2 separate regions of the Homo sapiens genome follow, and region 1 is linked to region 2. The links are chromatin loops, found by intact Hi-C in ENCODE. Cell type or tissue: ascending aorta. All regions are shown on one strand.

Evidence for each region. Peaks named below come from ENCODE experiments on the same cell type or tissue, not always from the same donor. Only the 100,000 strongest peaks of a DNase experiment are listed, where the experiment ranks them.
Region 1: it touches region 2 in a loop (9-fold over the local background); 34 of 110 quality-filtered maps call a loop at or near these places.

Annotation. Positions count from the first base shown.
Region 1 is chr6:71,186,354-71,194,353 of GRCh38, reverse strand. No RefSeq gene overlaps it. Among named protein-coding and RNA genes, the nearest start is that of OGFRL1, 98 kb to the left of the region's middle. In ascending aorta, CTCF peaks have their summits at 3,227 and 3,428; no DNase peak of the experiment used is centred here.
Region 2 is chr6:71,506,120-71,514,119 of GRCh38, reverse strand. No RefSeq gene overlaps it. Among named protein-coding and RNA genes, the nearest start is that of LINC01626, 89 kb to the right of the region's middle. In ascending aorta, a CTCF peak has its summit at 3,811 (motif pointing right); a DNase peak (open chromatin) is centred at 3,809; H3K27ac peaks cover 1,532 bases.

The sequences.
Region 1 (8,000 bases), 320 kb after region 2:
AGTTATCATAATATATATACTTATATAGGGAGACAGTTATAATTTCTAGGTAATTTCAATGGGCAGACCTAGGAGGTAATTATCATAGACATAATGGACCAAGCTAGGAGAGAGAGAGAATATAACACTTTTTTTTTTTTTTTTTAGATGGAGTTTCACTCTTCTTGCCCAAGCTGGAGTGCAATGGCGAGATCTCGGCTCACTGCAACCTCCGTCTCCCAGGTTCAAGTGATTCTCCTGCCTCAGCCTCCTGAGTAGCTGGGATTACCAGCATGCGCCACCATGCTTGGCTAATTTTGTATTTTTAATAGAGACAGGGTTTCTCCATGTTGGTCAGGCTGGTTTTGAACTCTTGACCTCAGGTGATCCACCCACCTCTGCCTCCTAAAGTGCTGGGATTACAGGCATGAGCCACTGTGCCTGGCCGAATATAACACATATTCTGTAGAATAGAATAAACTAAGATAGAATGAATATCCTAGCTTGTCATTATATCTATACATTTTTATATATGTATAATGATTATGTGTATATTACTATATTGAAAATTATTTCTAATTGACATAAAAAAGCTCTTCTTCTTACTCCCACACTCAACACTTCTGGTCACCAAAATTGGTGGGGACTTTTCCCCATACAACAACCGATTCTCCAGTGGACACCAACTGAGTATCCTATAATTCAATTCAATTCTGACACAGTCTACCTGGAGTTAGAGTCAAATTCCCAGGTTAAGGGTTCAGTCCAAAGACTGCCCCCACTGCAGATGCTAATTAACATGTGGGCCTCTGAAACTTCTGACTGACTGGCTATAAATTGGAAGTAACCACTACAACCCGCTCAGGCTTGAGCATTTGCTAGAGAGGCTCATGTAACTCAGGGAAGCACTTTGTGTTTATTGGTGCATTATAAAGGATATTACAAATAATACAGATAAACAGCTAGATGGAAGAGATGCAGAGGTCAAGGTATGCAGGAAAAGGCAGGAAGCTTCTACGGCCTCTTGGGGCATGCCACCCTCCATGTCAGCAACCTGGAAGCTCCCCAAACTCCATGCTTCAGGAAAGTTTATGAAGGCTTCATTACATAGGCATGATTGATTATTAATTCAGTCTTCAGCCTCTCTCCTCTTCTGGGAGGATGAAAGGTGAGGCTAAAAGTTCCAGACTTTTAATCATGGCTTAGTCTTTCTGGTGACCAGCTCCCATTCAGGAGGCCACCAAGAGTCACCTTATTAGAACTCCTATCATCTAGGACATTCCAGAGGATTCAGGAGCTCTGTGTCAGGTGCTGCTGTCACTCAGGAAATTACAAAGGTCTTGGGAGCTCTGCGTTAGGAACCAGGTCAAAGAACAAATATTAGAACAAAAGATTCTCCTAGCACCCAGAAAATTCCAAAGGGTTACAAGTTCTGTGTCAGGAACCAGGTCAAAGACAAAATATTAGAACAAAGATGAACCTAGCTCCCTGATTACTCGGGAAATTACAAGGATTTTTGGAGCTCTGTGTCAGGAACTGGGGATAGAGATCAAATATATATATTTTTATTATGGTACAATTTCCTATTCCTTTAATAATAATTATGTATTTATCATTATAACTATTATTATTTCCTATAGAACGTACCTCTCTATCAGAACTTAGTCCTTTATATCTATTGATAATTCTATATAATTATATGCATGGTAAAATATATAAACAATAATTATATGACAATGATTATTTAATATATACAACTATATATGTAAATATCACTCATTTATTTAAAGATAAAATACCTCGTATGTTCACACTATAATTCAAATTCAGATTTCAATGTTACTTAAACTCTTCTACCTTATGTTCAAATCTCTTTTTGTCTTCAGCAAGAATCCTGGGTTGCAAGGACAATGGGGATGATTGAATGTTTTGTCCATGTCACACAAAACATTCTCAAAATAACACTATCAAAACTACTACCAGTATAATTACTGAAAAACTGTTTCAAATGTTTTTACATGATATTCTCATTCTCTCCTTGTTTTCTTTTAATTATGCTGTATCTATATTGTCAGAGCATAGAGCCATTACCACACTCTGTTCTTATGTCCTTCCTTTGTTCTTCACGTAAATATATGCTCAACGCCCACCATCCATCTTTATGTCAATATTTCTCTAGTAATTTTGGTTGTCTGAAGCTACTGTATACCCAAGGAAGGATTCACAGAAGCAGTATTTTTCAGTTCTGGCTTCCAGGTGACAGCTTGCTCCCTTTATACTTAAAAAAAAGTGTGGTTGAATATAAAATCTTGGGCTTACTGTTTCTTTCCCTTCAACATTTTAAATGTGTTACTCTGTTTTCTTCTGGTAGGAGAAATTGTTATTGAAAAGCATGATAACAATTCCTTTTTCTTTCCTTCATAAGTCACTTGGTCTATGGCTCAGATATTTGTTCTGGGTCAACTTTTCCAGGTATACAATGTGCTCCTTCAATACGTAACTTCACATTTTTTCATCTGATCAAAGTTTTGGTGCATTATAATCAGGTGCTTCTTCTAACTTGTTTTGATTTTTCATTCATGGATTCCTAATTTTTATATAGATACGTCAGATCTTCTCTGCCTGTCTTCTGAATTGATCATGTTCTTACTAACACTTTTCATCTCTTCCTTCATTTCCTTTTTCATTCCTTTCACTTTTTAATTGTGACAAAACACACATAACATAAAATTTACCATCGTAACCATTTTGAAGTGCACAGTCAGTGACATTAAGCACATTCACATTGTTGTGCAGTCAGCACCACCATCCATCTCCAGAACTCTTCGCATCTTGCAAAACTGAAATTTATACCCATCAAACAATGACTCTCCATTCCCGTCTCTCCCACCTAAGTCCCTGGCACCTTCATTTTTTTTTTTTTATATATTTAAAAATTTCCTTCTTTTCGTTTTCTATTTATTGTGAGTCATTACCAGTTGAGTCTATTTGCTCTTGTGTTATACTTCTAGTTAGACAATTTCTGAAATGAATGTTTAATTTTATGTTTAATTCTTTATTGATTTCTACCACTTTATTTCTAAGTTTTCTTTATTCTGGTTTATCTTTCAGATCTTCTTTCTGTTAGCTGTTTAAAAAATATAAATTATAGTTTTCTTTTTTTTTGTGTGAGAACATCTTTCTGGCATATCTTTATTATCTATAGAAATTCTACTCATTTTTTTCTCCCTGCCCTGTAATAAATTTGAATGTGATTTTAGCTCATTCTTTTCTGATGCTCATTTTTACACCAAATTAGATTTTCTGAAGTTTTAGAAAGGAAGCTTGGCTTGGAATCATTTTGGGTTCTTTACATTTAATGTCTCTCGACCACCCTCTTCTGGTTGTTTTTATAAAATGTCCAACGATATAAATACTTAAATTCTAAGATTTTCTGATTCTATTCTCCCTTACCACTTTTATCTGGACCTTATATTTCCTTGGTGTCTAGTGTCCCCGACCTGCTCATCTTAGATTCTCTTAACAATTTATTCTCAGTTTGGATCATAGCTTTGTCTTGGAGGAACCTTTGCTGGGTAACTTTGAGAGTGAAGGGACCTCAGAATATTCAATCTCCTTAGTCTTACCACGGACAGTTTTGGACCATGAAAGCCCCTCCTAGTTTCAGTTACTGTTTTCAATTTGGATCACTGAGTTTTCCAGATAAATGCTTGTTGGCTTCCTCGAAGTCAAGTTTGTCAGAGATCCCATTGCTTCCTCTTGGATAGATGCTGACACCAAGTAAATCTTTTAGCTATTGCTGATTGCTTTGCCCAGCTAATTTTTGTATTTTTAGTAGAGATGGGGTTTCACCATGTTGACCAGGCTGGTCTCAAACTCCTGACCTCAAGTGATCTGCCCACCTCTGCCTCCCAAAGTGCTGGGATAACAGGTGTCCTTTACAATTTTGACGCTCTTTGCTCTAACGTTACAAAGTGCCTAAAGAAAATGATACCTCTAACTTTTAAATTTGTTGCTCAAATAGTTATTAAACCTTTCCTATGTACAAGATATATTGAGCTGGAAACTAGAAAGCTCTGCTCTGAGATCTGGTGAAGTTGGCAGTGGCTTCTCCCAAATTCCCTCATAGAACACACAGAACAACTAAGATTACAAAAATAATTATGGGGCACAGACAACCTCCACAAAACTAGGGACCAGATATCCCCACAAATCCCAAATTATGAGCAACACTACACTACACTACAGCCTGGGCAACAGAGCCAGACCCTATCTCAAAAGAAAAACTTTGTAAAGGGGGCGAAGTTAATTCTTGTTATCAATCCACCAACTTTCCTGACAGCCAGCTCCTCCTTCTGTGCTTCTGGTGGGTGGCTCTCCTTTCTCTTATCTTCTCTCTTTTTTTTTTTTTTTCCTGTGAGACAGAGTCTTGCTCTGTCACCCAGACTGGAGTGCAATGGCAAAATTTCGGCTCACTGCAATCTCCTCCTCCCGGGTTCAAGCGATTCTCCTGCCTCAGCCTCCTGAGCAGCTGGGACTACAGGTGCACACCACCACACCCGGCTAATTTTTGTATTTTTAGTAGAGAAGGGGTTTCACCATGTTGGCCAGGATGGTCTTGATCTCTTGACTTCCTGATCCACCCTCTTCGTCCTCCCAAAGTACTGGGATTACAGGCATGAGCCACCACACCCAGCCCTTATCTCTTTTTTCTTTCCTCCTGAGGCATATTCCCTTCCTGCCCTCCTCGACCTATTTATACATTATACAATTTATACATTTATACATTTTGCTAATGTTTGCTTAAGATTTTTTTCTAAATTCATAAATTAGATTTTCCTTTCTCAAACTGTCCTTGGTTTGGTATAAAGATTATGCTGAAGTCTTATGATGATTTGTCAAATGTCCTCTCTTTTTCTATCCTCTGGAATAGTTTGTATAAGATTGGAATTATTCATTCTTAGAATATTTGCTGGAATATTTTGGTAAAACACTTTGTGTCTGTACATTTTGAGTATGATGATTTTTAACAAGTGAATCAATAAATTTGAGGAGAGTAAGAATATTAATATTTTCTGTTTCTTCTTGAGTCCATTTTTGTAAATTGCATTTTTCCAGGAATCTGTCCAATTCAGTTTTGCTGCTGTTTTGTTTTGCTGCTGTTTTGTTTTGTTTTGTTTTATCAAATGTATTCTTTTCAAATAATCAACTTTTGGCTTTGCTGGGCCTCTTTATTGCATGTTGGTATTCTATTTCATTAAATTCATATTCTTTATTATTTTTATCTTTCTACATTTTCTGGGTTTTTTTTTTCTTAACTTTCGAATATAGATGATTAATTTAATTTTCCTGTCTTTTCTTCTTATCTAATGCAAGTGTTTAAAGTTAAAACCTTTTCTCTGAGTACTGCCTTACCTGCCTCCAACAAGTTATAATAAAATAATTGTATTTTCTTTTAATTCTAAATATTTTCTGATTTATGATGTTTTTGACTCATAAACTACTTAGAACAGTTTCTTTCTTTTATTTTTTTAAAGAAAGTCTTGCTCTGTTACCTAGGTTGGGGTGCAGTGGCACAATCATGGCTCATTGTAGCCTTGAACTGCTGGGTTAAAGCAATCCTCCAGCCTCAATCTCCTAAGTAGCTGGGTGGGACCACAGGTGCATACCACCATGCCTGGCTAATTATTTTATTTTTTCAGAAATGGGATCTTGCTTTGTTGCCCTAGCTGATCTCAAACTCCTGGGCTCAAGTGATCCTCCTTCTTTGGCCTCCCATAATGCTGGGATTATAGGTGTGAGCCACTGTGCCCAGCCTAGAACAGTTTCTTAATTTTCAAACATACTGACTTTTTTTTCTAGTTATCTCTTTGCTATTGAATTCTAGAATGATTGTAATTTGGTCACAGAATGTAATTCCTATGGTGCCAAACCTTTGGAATTTGTTGAGACTTGCCTCATGGTCCAGTATGAATCAATTTGTATAAATGTTCCATGGGCCCTTGAAAAAAGTGAAATGTGTATTCTGCAGCTTACGTCCATTAAATTCAGCTTGTTAATTCTGGTGCTGAAATGGCCTAATCTGCATTGAGTCTTTTGTCTGCATTAAAATACTCTGAAAGAATACATAGGAGACTAGTACATTGCTTTGAGACAGGGAACCATGTGGCCATGGAGGAATGCAGAGCTCTCTCCATTCCAGATAGCATTGCATCTCCCCAGGCCTGGACCTTGCTATTAGAGGAACTGCAAAGGAGACCCCCAGACCACCTCCTGATCCTGGAAAGACTCCCAATCCCTGACACATGACACTCCCAGCTCACTACAACAGTCTGACAAAGACAGTAATCTTATGAAGGGGACTAAAATTGAAACCGACAGTATGTTTTCCCCTAAGAGAATGTCAGGAGTACACCACCCTTCCTCACACCCTTACTTATCTCAGTCAGTATGAACAGCTCAAGGTGTTGGGTCACATGCATTATTTTTTTACCTTTTTCATAAAATTCTGTACATCCGCTCATCTGACCTAATCCCACACACTGACCCATCCTAAAAACTTTCACTGCAATCTTGGGAACTGAGCCATGTATCAGCAAAATCGCCTGTATCTTCAACCTCTCCTCAAAATGCTCCTCCAACCTCTTACTTTGACTGAAACCTGCCACCTTGCTTTGTATTTAAGTGTCACAAAGTTGCTATTTGTTTTCTCACACCCCTACAGGGTCTGGAGCAGAGTGGATGTCCTCATTATTGCTTCTAGACCAGCGCTCTGGAAGTGTGGTCTACAGACCAGCAACAACCACGTCACCTGGGAGCTTGGAAATAGAGAATCTCAAGTCCCACCTGCAACCTACCGAATCAGAATATGCATTTTAACGAGACCCCCCAGTGCTTTGCATCAACACCATAATCTATTTTCAAGCAGAACACTCAAAGTAAGGAACAATCTGAAGCCCACAAAGCTACACCAGACATTGCTTCTGGTTTCTTCTATGACTGCCGCTTGTCTGTTTCTCCCACTTCCTTCCTTAGCTCCACACAGACTCTTGATGTTCCTCAAACACTCCAGCATGTTCCTGCTTCAGGAGCTTTTTATTTATAGCCTCCTCTGTCTGAGACACTTTCCCATCAGTTAACCTCACAGCCCACTCCCATACTCCATTCAGGCCTCTGCAGAACCCACTTTTCAGACAGCCCTCCTTGATTGACCTACATAAATACAGTAGCTGCCTACCTGCCCACAATTATTGCCTACTTTCTTTTTCTTCTAATAGCTTTAATATGTATATATTATTCATCTGTTTCTTTAATTCATTTTATCAATCTCTTCCTTTCTCTGTTTCTCTATCATCACACACACAACAATAAAAGGCCCACATCAGGAGAAATGTCCTCTATTTTTTTTGACTGCTGTTATCTCCAGCATGGAGAACATGTTTCCAGCATGGAAAACAATACCTGCATATTGTAAGTGCTCAATAAACTATTTCCTTACAAAGTAACAGATGAATGAGAAGCAAAGATGAAAAAAAATGCTGTCACTGTATAACCATATATACCTTCCAAATTTGAACCATGGGAACATTATTATCTGCTCAAGAAAAGATTACTTAAATGTTTATTGTTGCCGTCAGCAAAGATTTTAGTTATTTATTTTTTAATTTGTACTATTTTTATTGTTGTATTCCTATTGTTTTACTAATAACACTTTTTAAACTTTTAGCTTCATGGGTACATGTATAGTTTATTATATATGTACATTGCATGTCATGGGGGTTTGGTATACAGATTATTTCATCACCCAGGTAATAAGCACAGTACTCCTCCATAGGTAGTTTTTCACTCCTCATCCTCCTCCCAACCCCTACCCTCAAGTAGGCCTTTGTGTCTGTTGTTCCCTTCTTTGTGTCCACATATACTCAGTGTTTAGCTCCTACTTATAAGTAAGAACATGCTATTTGGTTTTCTGTTCCTGTGTTTGTTCATCCATGTTGCTGCAAAGGACCTGATCTCATTCT
Region 2 (8,000 bases):
CAGTTTTTCTATTAGAATCATGTTTTAATTTCAAGAGTAATATTCACTTCCTTTGTCTCCTTTGATCATCATGTTGGTCTTTCCCATGAGTTGGTTGACATTTCATTTGGATGGACTCCTTATAAAATGAGGCCCCTATTAATAAAAATTTTGTACTTAGAAAGTTCATTTCCACCCACCAGATTTCTTCATATTACCCTGCATTTTTAAAATCACTGGTATACATAATTGATTAGCTGGAGTACATTTATGTTTTCTAATTTTCCAGTAAACTAATAGTACTATTTAAATAAAATGTACCTTACAAGTACAAACCAATTTCTAATTATTTGATTTGTCTGTTTGAATGTGGTTCAAGGGGATATTTTTGTACTAATAAAGATAGCAATAATTTTTATTGCTGTAGTTATTTTTAGGTTTAGGAATATTTCAAAAAATGTATTCTAAAAATCAGCTTTTGTAGCATTTTGTATATGACCATATCTATGTGAATGTGTAGAACAAAATCCTTTTCTTATCTATATAAAATATTTTTTATTTTAATTTGATGCTTTATTTAAAATATAGCTTGAAAAGCATAATGAACTTTCAATAAACAATCTCATGGACTGAAAATGGGAAACTTGCTGTTGTTCCAACTCCCACAGTAACCAAACCAGCTTTATTCACATTCCACACCAATAGCCAATGCCATTCATGGAACAAAATAATTGCTGATAGCAACGGAAATATTTCTAAACTACCCTCTTCTTTTTATTCACATCTGTTCGGCATTTGAATGAATTTTAATTTTGTTTTAGAGAATGTGCTTAACTGTATATTAAGTAGCTAGGATCTGTGTGTGTGAATGAGTGAGAGAACAGCTGATTTACGGGGCTGTAACATAATATGGCCACAGTGACCCATGCTGGTCTTTCCCTTGCAGGATAAAGTATAAGAGAACTTGCTATTAGTTTTCAACCATAAACAGTACCCATAGTTGTGTGCCTTATCATTTTCAAATCATGAGGTGTTATTGTTAAAAATACATGCTGACATTAAAAATAGGTGCTGAATGCCTAAGATTTTTCACAAGGCTTGATTGTATTCCAGTGAAAACTGCCTTTTGATTTTCATATTTATCAGGACCATATTTTCTATGCAGAAAGAACGTAGCAATAGAGAAATAAGCTGCTTTTTAGTGTTATCTTCATGAAGAAGTAACTATAACTGGAACTCAGAAAGCCTTAAATAAAAGTCTCCATAAGACACAATAATTTAAGAGAAAAGAGTTCATTTCACACAGCCAGGTATCTGCCAGTATTTGCTGCCTTCCCAAGCAAAACAACTCTAATAAACTTGAGTGAGGTCATGAGCAGTAAGAATCTCTTGAAGCTGCTGAATGCTGAATGCTTTTTAAAGAAATGTCCAATAAAGTATGTCATATCACAAAGATAGGTCCAGTTATTACCTTTTTTTTTTTCACATGAAAAACCTGAAGTCAACAGTGGTTTCTCAACCACATGGCTCACAGCTGAGTTGTCCTTAATTTCCCTTTCCCACATACCCCACACCAATTCCATTAGCAAGTCCTGTCAGCCCTATCTTCAAAATATATCCCAAGTCCAACCAGTTCTTACCACTTCACTGCTGCCACCCTAGTTCAATTGGCAACTATCACTTTTCAGAACAGCTGCAACAGCCTCTAATTTCTCTTTCTGTATGCGTTCCCACCCTCCGACTATCCAGTGCCTACACACAGCCAGAAAGATCTTTCCAACGTTTAAATCAGATCATGTGCCTCCTCTAGCCACAAATCCTCCAATGACTTTCCATTACCTTCAGGGCTTTTTGTGATTAGCCCCTTCCTGTATCTCTGATTTTACCATGCTCAACTTTCTCCCCAATTCACCATCCTCCAGCCAAATTGGGTAGCTTTCTGTGCTTCAAACATGCCAATCTTCCTGACTCAGGGTCTTTGTCCCTACTCCTGCTTCTTTCTGGGTTTCTTTTCCTTCAGATCTTTTCATGATTGATTTTTTTTAAGAGACAGGGTCTCGCTATGTTGGCCAAGTTGTTCTTGAGGTCTTGAACTCCTGGCCTCAAGCAATTCTCCCACCTCGGTCTCCCAAAGTGCTAGGATTACAGGAATGAGCCACCGCACCCAGCCATGATTGCTTCTTTATGCTCAGTCTTGTCTCAAGTGTTACTTCCTCAGAGAGGTTCCCAGTCTTAGCAAAGCAGCTTTTCCCCCATTCCTCTATCATATTGTTCTCCTTTATCTTCTTCATAACACTATTGACATCTGAAATTATTTTATTTATTATGTGTTTATCACTTCCTCAATATTAGTTATCAATCACTGCATAATTATGTAAAACTTCGCAGCTTGAAACAACAACAATCATTTATTATCTCACATACTTTTTTGTGAGTTAAGAATTTGGGAGTGGCTTAGTTGGGTTGTTCTGCCTCAGAGTCTCATACAAGGTTGCAGTTAGATGTCAGCCAGGGCTGCAGTCATCTGAAGACTTGACTGGGGCTAGAAAATCTGATTTTAAGATGGCTGACACACATGGTAGGCAGGTTTATGCTGGTGACCAGACAGAGGTCTCAATTCCTTGCCACATGGATTTCTCCACAGGGCTGCTGGAGTGTCCTCACAATATGGCAGCTGGATTCCCCAAGAGCAAGTGATCCAAGAGAAAGCAAGGCAGAAATCACAATGTGCTTTTTTATCTAGACTTGGAAGTAACACATGGTTGTTCCAGCACTGTCCTATAGTTTATACAGGTCATCCCTATTCAATGTGAGAAAGGACTAGACTAGGGTAGAAATATATATATATATAAAATATATATATCACATGAATATATATATTGAATATATATGAATATATATTCATATGATATATATATAAAGAGGCAAAAATCATTTGGGGGGCACTTTGGATGCTGGCTGACACACCCTGGAAATCCTGACTCTGTCCTGTTTAAAAATATCCCTACTGACCAGGAAAATATCTGATGCTCAGTAAATGATTAATAGTTGACCAGCTGGTTAATGGAAGATTTGTATCTCAGTTTCTGAGTTTGTGTTCATGCATATGTGTGTTTGTAAAAAACACTAACTGGGAATCAAAGGAAGTGAGTTCCTTCTTAGCTTTGTCCTGACTTGGTCATGTGCCCATGTATAAGTCACTTAACCTTCATGATCTTCAATAGCTTCATCTATAAACTGGGAATAATATGTATCCTGTCTCATGCCCACATTTGCTGTAAACATTGTGTAATGGAAACTTTGCTCAATTTGGATTCAGAATAACAAATTCTGGATTCAAATCTTGTGGTAGTAAAGTTGTGTCACATTAGTCCTCACCCTCCATTTCCTTTTTAACAGAACAAATAGGTTAAATTAGATCATCTGTAATGTTCTTCAGATTCTATAGTCTCTATGGCTAATGCAACAAATGATGTAATTTGAGGGCACTTTAAGAAACAGTATTGTGTGGTTTTGCAAAGAACATTATTATTATTACCAAAAGAGTCACAACACAAGTCAACCTGTCATTAAAGTAGCAGTTTGGCATTCTGATTGAGGGATGGGCAGGCCAGCACGGCAATGTCACACATTGTTAGAAGGGCCTAGAGGACAATTAGAGGTGGAATTGGCAATTACTGGCAATCCCGACTTCAGTTGATCGTGCTGTTGCGACCACTTCGCAGGCTCCACTTCAGCTGGCTAAAACCTTGCCAATGGCCTCTGAGGTTTCTGATTTGATGGCCCAGATAATTCAAGAAAGTGTGAGGAAAAACTTTCTCACCAGGGCCCCAGAGGGCACCCTTGCACCTTTCTAGAAATGAAGGGTAACAGCCTCAACCACAAGTCAGCTGTGATTTGTGAGTACTATAAACACAGACTTATTTTAGAATTCTGGTCAGCCTCTCTCAGTCCCCACATGTACTCATGGACCTCAGCCAAGAACAATTCCCCTCCCTAAATTGTAAGAAATCTTCAAAGGCCACCAAATCACTAAATGCAAAAGACTCCTGGTAAAACTCCTTCATCATAAGATGTCATTTAATATTCTCTCTGCTTTTGTTTTAAAACTTGTTTATCAGAAGTCAGTAAGAATTGAGGCAATAACACCTATCACATTTGTACTTCAGGCATGTTTGTTTTTTCAATATCATTTGAAAACTAAGATTTGTAGGTTTTGCAAAACACATATTTTTTTATTTGGCATAGAGACAGTTTAACTTTGAGATCTCTCACTAATTGTTTTTCTTACTAAAACAGCTTCAACTTTGGCAATCATAACCCACTTGGTCCTCATAGTGGACAATACACTTAGCAGCCTGTATTTTATATATATATATACACATTATACATAGTAACAGAAAAGTAAATGTCTACAGAAATGTTATTGTTTATATCTTGTATGAATAATATTTCCCATACTTCTAAGAACTCAGAAACATATCTTTCATCTGTCTTTAGAATAAACTCTGGGGTGTAAAATTCTGAACAATGATGTAACTGATATATTTGAACAAACATCTGTAAAGCAAGACAAAGTGTCATTGATTTGTTTGTGGAACTAGACCATTTGAAGTCAAGTATGTGGATCTTAGTGGCTTACTTGTCAGCATTCTTACCAGTGGTGGCTAGTTAAAATAAGCTTAAAACATTCAAGCATATTAACACAGCTCTGGGCATAGGACCCAAAAGAAAACATTAGGATTCAAAGCAATACAAAACAGTGCTACCAATTACACTGCATTACACTTCTTAGATTTTTGATGCTTAATCCCTCAAAGCCACCTTGAACCATGTGCTGAAGCCACCAAGAGTGTTGAATGAAAAAATCCAAGGGGATTAAGGAGTCATTTCCACTAGAGAGAAACACGTTTTCTCAGCTGTTCTGGTTTCTATGAGGAGGGATTTTCCCTAAACACTTCTGCCCTATTTCTGTTCCTTTACTCCCTTTCTCCTGGGGAGCAGAGAAATCTATCATACTGGGAATTTAAGGGTAAATTTGGCATGCTGAGCTCAGTTTCACCCACCATCATTTTTGGAAGAAAGAGACCCTCTGCTCCTTCATTCTTAAATCCTATCTGGCAAGATAACGCCCCCCTTATCCCGCAAGCTGGGGAGGCTCACTAGGCTCCAGCATTATAAATAGAGTGGATAAGTCTCTGAGGGTCAGTTAGCGGAATAGTTCTTTCTCACAAAGAACAAACTTCAACTTTCCCAATATTTTGGGATTCCATCTGTCAATCTTTGTCTTATACTGTGTAACAGTATCTTACAGTATCCAACGATGTCCAACAAACCAATTAACAGAAAAGTTTCTCCACATTTTTTATATCCCCCAAATCTAGCCCACACGTGCAGCTATATACTGGGTTTGAAGAAATACACATGTTAAGAAGGTATATAGTTAAGGTTGAGACTTAAGAAAATGCTCTTGATACCATGTTAAGTGAAAAGAGAGGTAAAAATTTTGTCCATATTGTGAACACTGCATTAAGCATTCATGAAAGTCCACTTTTTTTTGCAAAATCATTAGTATTTTATTGAGTTTTATAAAATATTTTTTTCATGTTTTAGTTGGTTCTCTCCCTACTGAAATACATCTTATTATATTTTCAAATAGGTTTCCTAAGCAGAGACCTCTTGCTTAGCATACAACTCCGAAGAAAAAAAGCTATTTTGTGTAGAAAGCAAAATAGTTGTTTTATAATCAGCAAATGCAGTATCTACAAATACTGTTATTTATTTTATCCAGTCAATATAGAGGAAAAGAACTTTCTAGTGTTTCTTCCTTATCTGTGTTTTTTCTTCTTTACTCCATACTTTTTCCTATGCTTTGAAATCATATTCAAAGTCCCATTTCTTTATTTTTATTGTTATTTTTGAGACAGCCTCATTCTGTTGCCAAGACTGGAGTGCAGTGGCATGATATCGGATCACTGCAACCTTCACATCCTGGGTTCAAGCAATTCTCATGCCTCAGTCTCCCAAGTAGCTGGGATTACAGTCACCCACAACCACACTTGTCTAATTTTTGTGTTTTTAGTAGACACAGGTTTTATACATGCCGCCCAGGCTGGTCTCAAACTCCTGGCCTCAAGTGATCCACCCACCTCAGCCTCCCAAAGTTCTGGGATTACAAGCATGAGCCACCACGCCAGCCAAAGGTCCCATTTCTTTCTTGACAGCCACTGTCAGGAACTCTGATCTGAGTCAAATGGAAGTTGGATGGGATTATGAAAAATTTTGAGGGCTGCCTCAATTCAAGCACCTAAGTGAGTCCATGAGAATATTATTATTTGTCTTTAATATTTGTAATATTCCTGCAATTATATTGATATCTATATAATGAAGCTAGGAGAATCACATATACAGCATTGAGGTGGACTGCTCATTGCTATTACATTGAAATGAAGAGAAAACTCTAATTTTCAGGAGGAAAATTTTATATCACTCACCACCTAAATGTTTCAGTTAATATTAAGGTCTAAATTTATTAATAGTTCTACCTTTTTAGCCTATATTCAGTTTACAGGCTAGTAGGAAACGTTCCATGTAACGTGTGTGTGTGTGTGTGTGTGTGTGTGTGTGCGCACGCATGGGTTTAAAAAACAGGTGTGAATTGAGGATGCTCTGATTTGAATGCCTGTGTCAGTGTTTGAATGCCTGTGTCAGTGTTTTTTCAGCCTCTTCTATAGTACACCAGGGCATTTAAATCTACTTTCTCAGGCTTTACTTGAGAATCACGAGAGACTCATCATTTGCTTTCAAAGCACTCCTGCCTGTTGAGTTCCTCAGCTAACTTGATTTATTCCTTAAAGCCACAGCAGCCATCTTTTTCTTAATTTTTCAGGATATAACAAGAAAAGGTGACAGAACCACAACTGTGTTTAATATTCTTCCTCTGAAACTACTTAGGATTTTGAAATTACAGAATAGGCCAAGAAGAAATATTTAAGGTGATTTGTTTCAAGGGGGAAGTGAACAGGATATGGCAGGACCCAACATGAAATGGAATAAAAGAAAGGGGAAATGAACAAATGAAAGATGCTTTGGATTAAGAAGTAAAAGTAGAAATTAGGTGACGAAGACCTTTCATCAGAGAGTTAAATAATTTTTGATTTACTTAGACTACAAGGAGAAATGTGAGGTTCTTTTAAAGCAGTTTTCATTTTGTTCACTATGTCAAGATTTTTGTTTCTTTTATTTTATGATTATTATTTATTATGAAAGAGCATTAAAACATTAAAGGAATTTCTAAACATAAAAACACTGTTTCCCATTACCCTAACACACTGAACATTTGTGTCACTTCCTTGAGCCATCCTCTTCACCCTCAGGCCAGATCAGGTAACTTATTTAAAGCTCTCTATACTTGTTTTCACAAATTTAGCCCAGTTGAACATGAAATTTTTACCCTTGATTGTACGCCCAACATCTAACTTTGTGTGTGACACATAGTAGGTATTCAATATTTTGATAAAAATGAATGATGAATAAATATTCCTCTTAATTATTCATCCTTGAACTCCATATGTCCTAATGCCTCACCAGTTTATAGATATAAATGAAAACATTTAAATCATCAAACTGAATTTCATTAGCTTTAAGGCCTCACTTGCTTGTGAAGGAGTTCCTGGATCCTAAAATATCCCTCTTAAATATTTAAATTCCCAAGATTCTCCCTGGTCTCTGCTCCTCCAAAGAACAGGTCTCTGTCAATCCTACCAGCACCAAGGCTCTCAATGCCATATGGAAAAAGAAAAATAGTTTCTTCCTCCCTCTGTCTGCACTTTGATGTACTCAGTTACAAATGCCCCACAAAAATACCACTTGGTCTCTGATATGTTACAAAGCTTAACAGGCACACAGTCCCTTCCTCTCTATGGTAAACCCAAGCTGGCAAATAAGAGTTAATGGACTCCATATGAGTCAATCAGTTCAGACAGTAGAGAGAAAATGGTGTCTTCCAGTCCGCATGCCGG